Regions from separate parts of the Homo sapiens genome. Here region 1 is linked to region 2. A link is a contact called in ENCODE Hi-C or POLR2A ChIA-PET data. All regions are on one chromosome and are shown on one strand. Each heading gives the region's core, a stretch centred on a gene start or an enhancer-like site at or near the end of the contact. The rest is flanking DNA. Distances are from core to core; before and after follow the strand shown.

What was found. Hi-C counts contacts between places; a loop is a spot of excess contacts on that map. ChIA-PET counts read pairs that join two places held with the same protein, here RNA polymerase II (POLR2A). Pooled maps may share reads with other maps.
Region 1: a loop to region 2 is called in a map of chondrocyte, with 6 times the contacts of the local background. The contact joins the promoter of SYNC here to the enhancer-like site in region 2. A Hi-C loop is called at or near these places in 2 of 168 maps with a recorded cell type or tissue (K562 and chondrocyte), 2 of 37 single-sample maps with no recorded cell type and 5 of 50 pooled maps. POLR2A ChIA-PET finds 5 or more read pairs at or near these places in 4 of 52 experiments (GM12878, H1, WTC11 and 1 more).

Annotation. Positions count from the first base shown.
Region 1 is chr1:32,699,734-32,704,576 of GRCh38, reverse strand. It overlaps SYNC (syncoilin, intermediate filament protein), which reads left to right and starts at 1,807. Exons shown (of 5, transcript NM_030786.3): 1 at 1,807-1,969. The coding sequence starts at 1,917. RefSeq lists silencers at 1,258-1,347, 1,398-1,447 and enhancers at 808-1,573, 1,574-2,339.
Region 2 is chr1:32,447,491-32,452,140 of GRCh38, reverse strand. No RefSeq gene overlaps it. Among named protein-coding and RNA genes, the nearest start is that of ZBTB8B, 15 kb to the left of the region's middle. Within about 2 kb of position 3,185, at least 4 of the 41 ENCODE cell types and tissues checked have a DNase peak (open chromatin) inside an H3K27ac peak, as active enhancers do.

The DNA of each region.
Region 1 (4,843 bases), core at 558-3,057, 250 kb before region 2:
CAGCTACTCGGGAGGCTGAGATGGGAGGATCACCTGAGCCCAGGAGGTTGAGGCTGCCGTGAACCATGATTGCACCACCGTACTCCTGCCTGGATGACAGAGTGAGACCCTGACTGCAAGAAACAACAGCAACAAAAAAAACAACAACAAAGGCTTGGAGGTGGGGAAGTTTCTGGGACCCTGGGGAATTCAGGGTTTCAGCCTAAAGAAGCGCTGAGCAGGAGGGTAGGAGCGGGTCAGAAATTCAGTCCTAGGGACAGCCTAAGGCCAGGTCCTGGGCTGGGGGTTGGAGGGGCAGAGCCAGCTCTTCTGAATGCCACCCTTGCCGCCTGTTGCTTGGTACCACAGCAAACAGAGCCTCTGGCAGGCCTGCCCTTGCTGCCTTAGCTCTCCTCTGGCGGGCAGCAGATGTCAAATGCCCAGCAGCTGAGGCTTCGCCAGCCTCCTCCCCTGGAATAGTTCGGGGGTAAGTCAGAAAATGACCAGCAGCCTCAAAACCTGGCTTTTTCTCGTGCGTACCTTACAAGGGTATATTTGGCTGCCCTGGGTGTTAAATCTTCCACCCCCTTGCATTAGACAGAGAAATATAAATATACAGCCACAGGCAGCACACTCAGACGCGAGGATGAATGAACATTTATCAACCCCCAGTCACGCACAAGCACACAGTCAGAGTCACAAGCGGGACCATATGCATGCCCCCCACACAGAGTCAAAACCGCCAGCCCCACAAAGACACTCCACCATGGCACAATCACCACACACATTCACCCTGAGATCACACAATCACACATCCACATGCTCACACACAGACATGTACCCCACAATCACCGCAGAGTCACACAGGGGCACACAAGCCCACACACATTCAACACCACGGCATGCTTCCCCCACCGGCCTCCCAGGCACCCCAGCCCCTGGGGCTTGTTATGGTGCCAGCATTCTTCTGCGATTGAGTCAAAGACCTCCCCAGACAGGGTAGCTAAGTGGAAAAAGGAATCCGAAGGAAGAACGCCTGAAGCCCAGGTCTGGGAAGGGGCCCAGCAGCTTCTCTCTTGGGGAGAAAGACGTCAGTGCTGGTTTGACCCTCACACTAGTGGGCTGAGGACGTGGGGGGAGGTATGTCTTGAAGTTGACAGAAGTGGGCTGAGTGGGGTGACAGGTGGAGCAGGAGAGAGACCCCAGGAAGCCTCAAAGGGTGGGGCAGAAAGTGGGGTTAAATATGGACTCAATGTGATAGGCGTAAACTCCTCCGCAGTTCTCTCTAACCCCAGCCACCCAGCCCGCCCCCAGGCTCCAGGCTGTCCCCAAACGCGCGGGGTGTGGCCGTGAACCCTCCTCCCCGGCCGCGCCCTGCCCCGCCCTTCACGACAGCTGCCGGGGACAGCCCGGAGTGCCCAGAGGGTGGCTGCGGCCCTTCCCCTCTTGGGTGGGGACCAGAGGGCGCTGAGCGGCAGCGGACACCCCCAAACACTCGCGGGAGAGGGGTGCTGGCTCCCTTTGAGCAGCCCGCCCAACCCTGCCTCCACCCTCCCAGGCTGGACAGGGAAGGTGCTCCCTGGGGCTTCAGACCCCCCTTCTGACTCCCCCTGCAACGGGACCTCACGAAAGGAAGGGTGGAGAGAAGGTTCGGGAAGACGAGGGGGCTGGGAGGTTTGGAAAGACAGCTCCAGGCCCCCGTTCCCACCCCCGCCCCAGGCTGGTCCGGGAGGGGCAGCCTCTCCCCGCCCCCAGGTCCGCGCGGCCGCTCCCTCCTCCCCCGGCAGGAGCCCCGGCCAAGTGGGCGCGCCCGGCCCGGGGCCGGCCGGGATCCGGTGTCGGTTGCAGCTGGCAGTGCGGCGGGCGCGGGCGCCGGAGCGAGGGGCCCGCGGGCCCGGCTATTAATAACGCGGCCGCCAGCCCGGGGTCGCGCAGCCATGGCCAGCCCGGAGCCCCGGCGCGGCGGGGACGGCGCCGCCCAGGCCGCGAGGTAGGACAGTGCCGGGCCCGCGTCGCCGCCCCGCTGGGGAAGGGGTGCTGCTGGACGGGTTCCCTTTCCCCCCGACCGCGGGCGTCTTTCGCCTGTCTAGGGGTAGTGGTCCAGCCGGGGTGGGGCACTGGAGCCGCCTCGTGAGGGGACATCGGGGAGTCGGGCCGTCCCGGGGTCCTGGCACCTCCGTTTGTCTGTGGCTTTTTATAATACCCCTCCCCCTCCCGGGACTACATGAAAATTAACCCTTCCAGGCGAGTGGGCATCCACCGCTCAAGTGCCATTTGGCCCATAGCAGCCAAAGACACTTCTCGCTAGCCTTCATTCCTCCCTGCAAATGTCAGTTGGAGACAGAGGCCTCCCCTGCTGAAGTGGCTGTGTGGAAGCCACTTGGTGCAAGGCTGGGCATCTGCCAGCTTGAAGTTAAGAGTCTGTCAGGGCTTGTTCTCTCCCGTCTGGCCTGGGATGGGTGGGGGAAGGGTCCAGGGGCCCTCCCCACTATCCCTCCTGGCAGGGCACGGCTGATTATTGGGGGAAGGGACCTGTGGCTGAGGGGTTTGGGGTGAGGTGTATTTCTGTCCCAGGTCATACTGTGGCTCTGGGACTTCCCAGTGTACCAAGAGGTGAGGGTGCAAATACATAGCTCCCGACACCCCTTCACTGTCACACAGGGGCACAAAGCTGAGCGGTCTTACACACACACACTCACCCATACTGCTGTCCACACCTACAGCTACAGTCAGACACACGGACTCTTGCCTGCACAATGTCACATGGACTCCCAGCCACATCCCTGAACAGGGTTGGAGAGCTCTGCGGTTCTCTGGGGACAGGGACAGAGTGGCAGAGGCAGGCTGCCCAGGGCCCAAGGAAGCCCGAGGTCAGGGGCCCCAACTAAGCTGGCTTCCTCTCCTCTGAGCCTCCTGTCATCTGCTTCTTTCCCTCCTCTCTCTGTTTAAAAGAGGCGGCTGTGTGAGGGCAGCACCCAGCAGAGGCCTGGCACCATGGGTGGGGTGGTGGAGGCAGCACGATGTGTGCTAACAGCACAGCTTGGAGGTCAGGAGGCCTGGGTTTTACTTCCAGCTTTGCCATTCGACCTTGGGCAGATTTCCTCCTTGGAGTTCATCTGGTTTCTGCCTGTCTGCCCTTACAGAGCCCCACCCTAGGATATAGAGCAGAATGAGAACTCTGCTTGTCCTTAGGAAACTCACTATCAGGGAGACAGACACATGTACTTCTGTAACTGGAGCAATAAGTGTGAAGATGTGCTGCATACAGAGTGCCCTGAGAACACACATGGGGCTGTCTGGGAGATACTTTACGGAAGAGATGAAGTTTGAGCAGGGCTTGAAGGATGAGTAGAAATTTGTTAGATAGATAGAAGTATATTGTGGGCCCGGCGCGGTGGCTCACGCCTGTAATCCCAGCACTTTGGGACGCCGAGGTGTGCGGATCACCTGAGGTCAGGAGTTCAAGACCAGCCCGGCCAACATGGTGAAACCCGGCTCTACTAAAAATACAAAAATTAGCCAGGCGTGGTGGCGTGTGCCTGTAATCCCAGTTACTTGGGAGGCTGAGACAGGAGACTTGCTTGAACCCAGGAGGCAGAGGCTGCAGTGAGCGGAGATTACACCATTGCACTCCAGCCTGGGCAACAAGAGTGAAACTCCATCTCAAAAAAAAAAAAAGTATATTGTGACTGCTGCATGCCAGGCTTTTTATATGTGCTGTAGTTACCTCTTTTGGACCTCACGCCTATCCTAGGAGGGTGGTAAATACTGCAGGCCTTCTCCAGCCTCCACCACTTACAACAGTTGTGGAACCTTGTGTGAGTTCTTACTCTGTGCATTGGCTTCCTCATCTATAAAATGGAGATAATAGATGAAGATTCTTTCTTTCTTTCTTTTTTTGAGACAGAGTCTTGCTCTTGTTGCTCAGGCTGGAGGGCAATGGCGCAATCTCAGTTCACTGCAACCTCTGTCTCCCAGGTTCAAGCAATCCTCCTGCTTCAGCCTCCTGAGTAGCTAGGATTACAGGCACACACCACCATACCCAGCTAATCGTTTGTATTTTTAGTAGAGACGGAGTTTCACCATGTTGGCCAGGCTGGTCTCAAACTCCTGACCTCAGGTGATCCACCCGCCTCGGCCTCCCAAAGTGCTGGGATTACAGGCGTGAGCCACTGCACCCAGCCAATAGATGATGAGGATTCTATAAATGAGTATTCATGTAAAATGCCTAGAATAATCTTGAACACGGTGAAGTCATTCCAAGGTGGGCGGCTCGGCACGAGAATGATGAAAGGGCCGTCTGCTGGGAAAGCAGGGACTGTTGAATATCAGAGTGAGTTTGGCTGGCTGAGCAGGTGCATCCTTCCTGGCCCTGGCTCTAGGAGCTCTGCCTTCCCAGGTAGTACAGGGTTCTCTAGTTAGGTGGTTTTTGAGAAGCTGCAATTCTCAGCTGGACACCGTGGGCTTAGAGTAGGAGGTGTAAAAAGTTAATGCAAGCTCTAGGATGTCAAGCATTGGGTGGGTTGCAGGAATAATGTGAGAGGAAGCTAAAAAAGGTATGTTTGGGGCCGGGTGTGGTGGCTTATGCCTGTAATCCCAGCACTTTGGGAGGCCGAGGCAGGCGGATCATGAGGTCAGGAGTTCGAGACCAGCCTGACCAAGATGGTGAAACCCTGTCTCTTCTAAAAATACAAAAAATTAGCCAGGCATGGTGGTGGGCGCCTGTAGTCTCAGCTACTCGGGAGGCTGAGGTAGAGAATTGCTTGAAACCAGGAGCCGGAGGTTGCAGTGAGCCGAGATTGCACCACTGCACTCCAGCCTGGGCAACAGAGCGAGACTCTGGCTCAAAAAAAGAAAAAAAAAA
Region 2 (4,650 bases), core at 1,936-4,435:
CCGAGATCGCACCACTGCACTCCAGCCTGGGCAACAAGAGTGAAACTCCATCTCACAAAATAAATAAATAAATAAATAAATAAATACCTATCCAATTAGAGACAAACAAAACAGTGTGTAACTGATATAAGGATAGACATAGAGATTAATAGAATCGAATTTAGCGTCCAGAAACAAACCCAAACATCTATGACCAATGAATTCCAACAAAAGAGTCAAGACCAACGGGGAAAGAACAGTCTCTTCAACAAATGGTCCTGGCACAACTGGAAACCACATGCAGAAGAATGAAGCTGGATCCCTACCTCATTCCATATGCAAAAAATGTACTCATAATGGATTACTAGCCTAAATATGAGCTAAAACTATAAACTCTTAGAAGAAAACATAGGTGGCCACTGTGAAAAACCTCAATTCCAGGAAAGCCTCTAACATTTTTAGTTTATTGTTCCTTGTGTACGATTACATTCTTCCCATAAATCCTTCCCTTAGGTCAAAATAACCTTCACGTTATTGAAGTTTGGTGGATCCCTCAAAACCTTAAACATAGGATTAGCATATCAGCCAGCAATTCTACTCTTAGGTATATACCCAAGAGAAATGAAAATATATGGCCAGGCTTGGTGGTTCATGTCTGTAATCCCAGCACTTTGGGAGGCTGAGGTCGGTGGATCACCTGAGGTCAGGAGTTTGAGACCAGCCTGACCAACATGGTGAAACCCCATCTCTAGTAAAAAAACAAAAATTATTTGGGCACAGTGGCAGGAACCTGTAATTCCAGCTACTTGAGAGGCTGAGGCAGGAGAATCACTTGAACCCAAGAGTCCAAGGCTGCAGTGATCAAGTTCACACCACTGCATTCCAGCCTGGGCTACAGAGTGAGACCTTGTCTCAAAAAACAAACAAACAAACAAACAAACAAAAAATAGCCAGGTGGGGTGGCGTGCGCCTGTAATCCCAGCTACTCGGGAGTCTGAGGCAGGAGAATTGCTTGAACCGGGGAGGGAGGTTGCAGTGAGCCGAGAATGCTCCACTGCACTCCAGCCTGGGTGACAGAGTAAGACTCCATATATTAAAACAAATTATATATCCACAGAGTAACTGGCACATGAATGTTTATAGCAGTTTACAACACCACTCATGTAATCCCAGGACTTTGGGGGGCCTAGGTGAGAGGATGACTTGAGCCCAGGAGTTCAAGACCAGCCTGGGCAACATGGTGAGACTATGTCTCTAATTGAAAAAAGAAGAAGAAAGAGAAGAAGAAGGAGTCAGAGAAAGAAGAGGAGGAGTAGGAGGAGGAAGAGGGGAAGAAAGAAGAAAACAGAAAAAGAAGAAAACCTCGGGGTAAATCTTCATTACTTTGGATTTAGCAATGAATTCTTAGATTTGTCACCAAAAACACAAGCAACAAAATAAAAATTGGTAATTATCAATTGATAATTGGTAATTGGACTTTAACAACTTACAATTTTGTTTTATCAAGAATGAGAAAAGATAACCTACAGAAACGGAGAAAATATTTGCAAATCATATATCTGATAAGGTTGCAGAATATATAAAGAACTCTTACAACTGGCCAGGCATTGTGGCTCACGCCTATAATCCCAACACTTTGGGAGGCTGAGGCAGGAGGATGGCTTAAGGCCAATATTTCTTTTTTTCTTTTCTTTTCTTTTTCTTTTTTTTTTTTGAGGCAGAGTCTTGCTCTTGTCGCCCAGGTTGGAGTGCAATGGCACGATCTCCACTCACTGCAACCTTCGCCTCCCAGGTTCAAGCAATTCTTCCGCCTCAGCCTCCTGAGTAGCTGGGATTACAGGTGCCTGCCACCATGCCTGGCTAATTTTTGTATTTTTAGTAGTGGGGTTTCACCATGTTGGCCAGGCTGGTCTCGAACTCCTGACCTCATGATCTGCCCACCTTGGCCTCCCAAAGTGCTGGGATTACAGACGTGAGCCACCATGCCCGGCCAGGCCAAGATTTCAAGACCAGCCTGGGACACATAGCAAGACCCCATCTCTAGAAAAAATTTAAAAATTAGCTGAGCGTGATGACACATCCCCATAGTCCCACCTACTCGGGAGGCTGAGGGGGGAGAATCACTTGAGCCCAGGAATTGGAGGCTGCAGTGAGCTATGATTGCACCATTCCACTCCAGCCTGGGTGACAGAGCAAGATCCTGTCTCAAAAACAAACAAACAAACAAAAAGACTCTTAAACTCAACAACATGTTAGATATGAGTTCTAAATTTATTTTCGAAGAATCAATATGTCCGTATGTTCAATTCTTTGCCTTCTACTTTTAAACTTAACTTCCTCATAAAGGAAAGTTTTTCGATTACCTGCTCCACCCTGACTCATTCCAATTACCTGCTCTACCCTGACTCATTCCGATTACCTGCTACCTGCTCCGCCCTGACTCATTTGCCACCCTGCATAACCATTTTTCCTGCCAAACCACTCACCCAGTAATTCTCTTTAAATTAGCCAGTCGGAATTAGTTTAGCCTGTGCTGTCTAACCCTAGCCAATAGGGGAACGACACAGCAGCAGGGGCCACATGCTTCAGGGATAAAAACCCTTTCCCCTCCCTTGTCCAAGTGTGCACTCACCATTGCTCCATCTGTAAGGGTGCACCCTTCTATAGAAGTACCTTGCCTTGCTGAGAATTAAAAAGAAAATTTTATATTTGAGTGCTGTATCTTTTGCGGCACCAAAACTTTATTTACAAGAATTTGGGGGCTCATCCGGGATTACATTCCCCTCCAGGGATGGTCTCTGGTTCTCTCTCCTGAGGAGGCATGCCCCGCCCCCTAGTGGTGGCCTCAGGGGTGAGAAATCAAGACCCACCCAGTGCAAGGAATAAGCCGAGCTCTCAGCAACATGGAAAAACAAAATGGCCAGCAACCTAGCGTAAAGGAGCCTCACATACTGCAGCGATGACTCTGTAGGGTCCAGCCTGGGAGGGCCTTTGGGTTTTCTCTTCGTGTGCAGAGACAAGAGATCATAGAAATAAAGACACAAGACAAAAGAGAGAGAAAGACAGCTGGGCCTGGGGGCCACTACCACCAAGACGCAGAGACTGGTAGTGGCCTTGAATGCCTGGCCGCACTGCTATTTATTGTATACAAGGCAAGGGGGCAGGGTTAGGAGTGTGAGTCATCTCCAAAGATAGGTAAGGTCATGCAAGTCACATGTCCACTGGACAGGGGGCCCTTCCCTATTTGGTAGCTGAGGCGGAGAGAGAGAGGGGACAGCTTACGTCATCATTTCTTCTATGCATTTCTCAGAAAGATCAAAGACTTTAATACTTTCACTAATTCTGCTACTGCTATCTAGAAGGCGAGTCAGGTGTACAGAGTGGAACATGAAAGTGGACCAGGAGAGTGACCGCTGAAGCACAGCATCACAGGGAGACGTTTAGGCCTCCAGATGGCTGCAGGCGGGCTTAACTGATGTCAGGCTTTCCACAAGAAGTGGTGGAGAAGAGTGTTCTCTAACTCCCCCAGAGAAAGGGAGACTCCCTTTCCCAGTCTGCTAAGTAACGGGTGCCTTCCCAGGCTTTGGTGCTACCGCTAGACCAAGGTCTGCTAAGTAACGGGTGCCTTCTCAGGCACTGGCGTTACCACTAGACCAAGGAGCCCTCTAGTGGCCCTGTCCAGGCATGACAGAGGGCTCACACTCCTGCCTTCCGGTCACTTCTCACGGTGTCCCTTCAGCTCCTAACTCTGTATGGCCTGGTTTTCCTAAATTATAATTGTAGAACAGAAGTTATTAATAAAAGAGTAATGCTACAAACTAATGATTAATAATATTCATATATAATCATGTCTATATTCTATTTCTAATATAACTATTCTTATTCTAATTATTTATTTTATTATACTGAAACAGTTCGTGCCTTCGGTCTCTTGCCTTGGCACCTGGGTGACTTGTCGCCCACACAGACCAAGGAAGGAGAAGCCGCAGGAGCCAGTAAAGTATTTCCTTGGTGGTCGGGACTAAGGAAAAAGCCGCGGGGCGGTAAAGCATTCCTTGGTTAGGACATACCAAGGAGAGAGAAAGTGCAGGGGCGGTAAAGCATTCCTTAGTCAGGACTAGGGAAAGAAAGCCGTGGGGGGCGGTGAAGTATTCCTTAGTCGGATGTCTCGGAGGTTAAAAAGAGGTTAGAAATCCCCATGAGTGGGGATTGAACCCCAGAAAGAGGTGAGAAATCCCCATGGGGGGGTTGAACCTCAAAAAAGAGGTGAGAAATGCCTATGGCGGGGGGGTGGGGTTGAACCTCACACAACCCCCCCCTTTTCTTTCTTCTCGGGGGAAGAAAAAGTAGCTCCACTCCCACTGGTGCCTCCCCTAGGGGAAGGGGAAGGAGGGGGGAGAACAGCAGCATAAGTGGCTGGCAGAGGCAGGGAAAGACCAGCAGAGAGGAAAGAGAGAAAAAGAGAGGGGCAGAGAGAGGGAGAGATAAAGAGACAAAGAGGGAGTCAAAGAGAGAGAAAGAGAGAAAAAAAGAGATAAAAGTAGTAAAGAGAAAACAGTGTACCCTATTCCTTTAAAAGCCAGGCTAAGTTTAAAACCTATAATTGATAATCAAAGGTCTTCTCCATGACCCTATAACACTCCAATATAACCTTGTTTTCAGTGATAACAA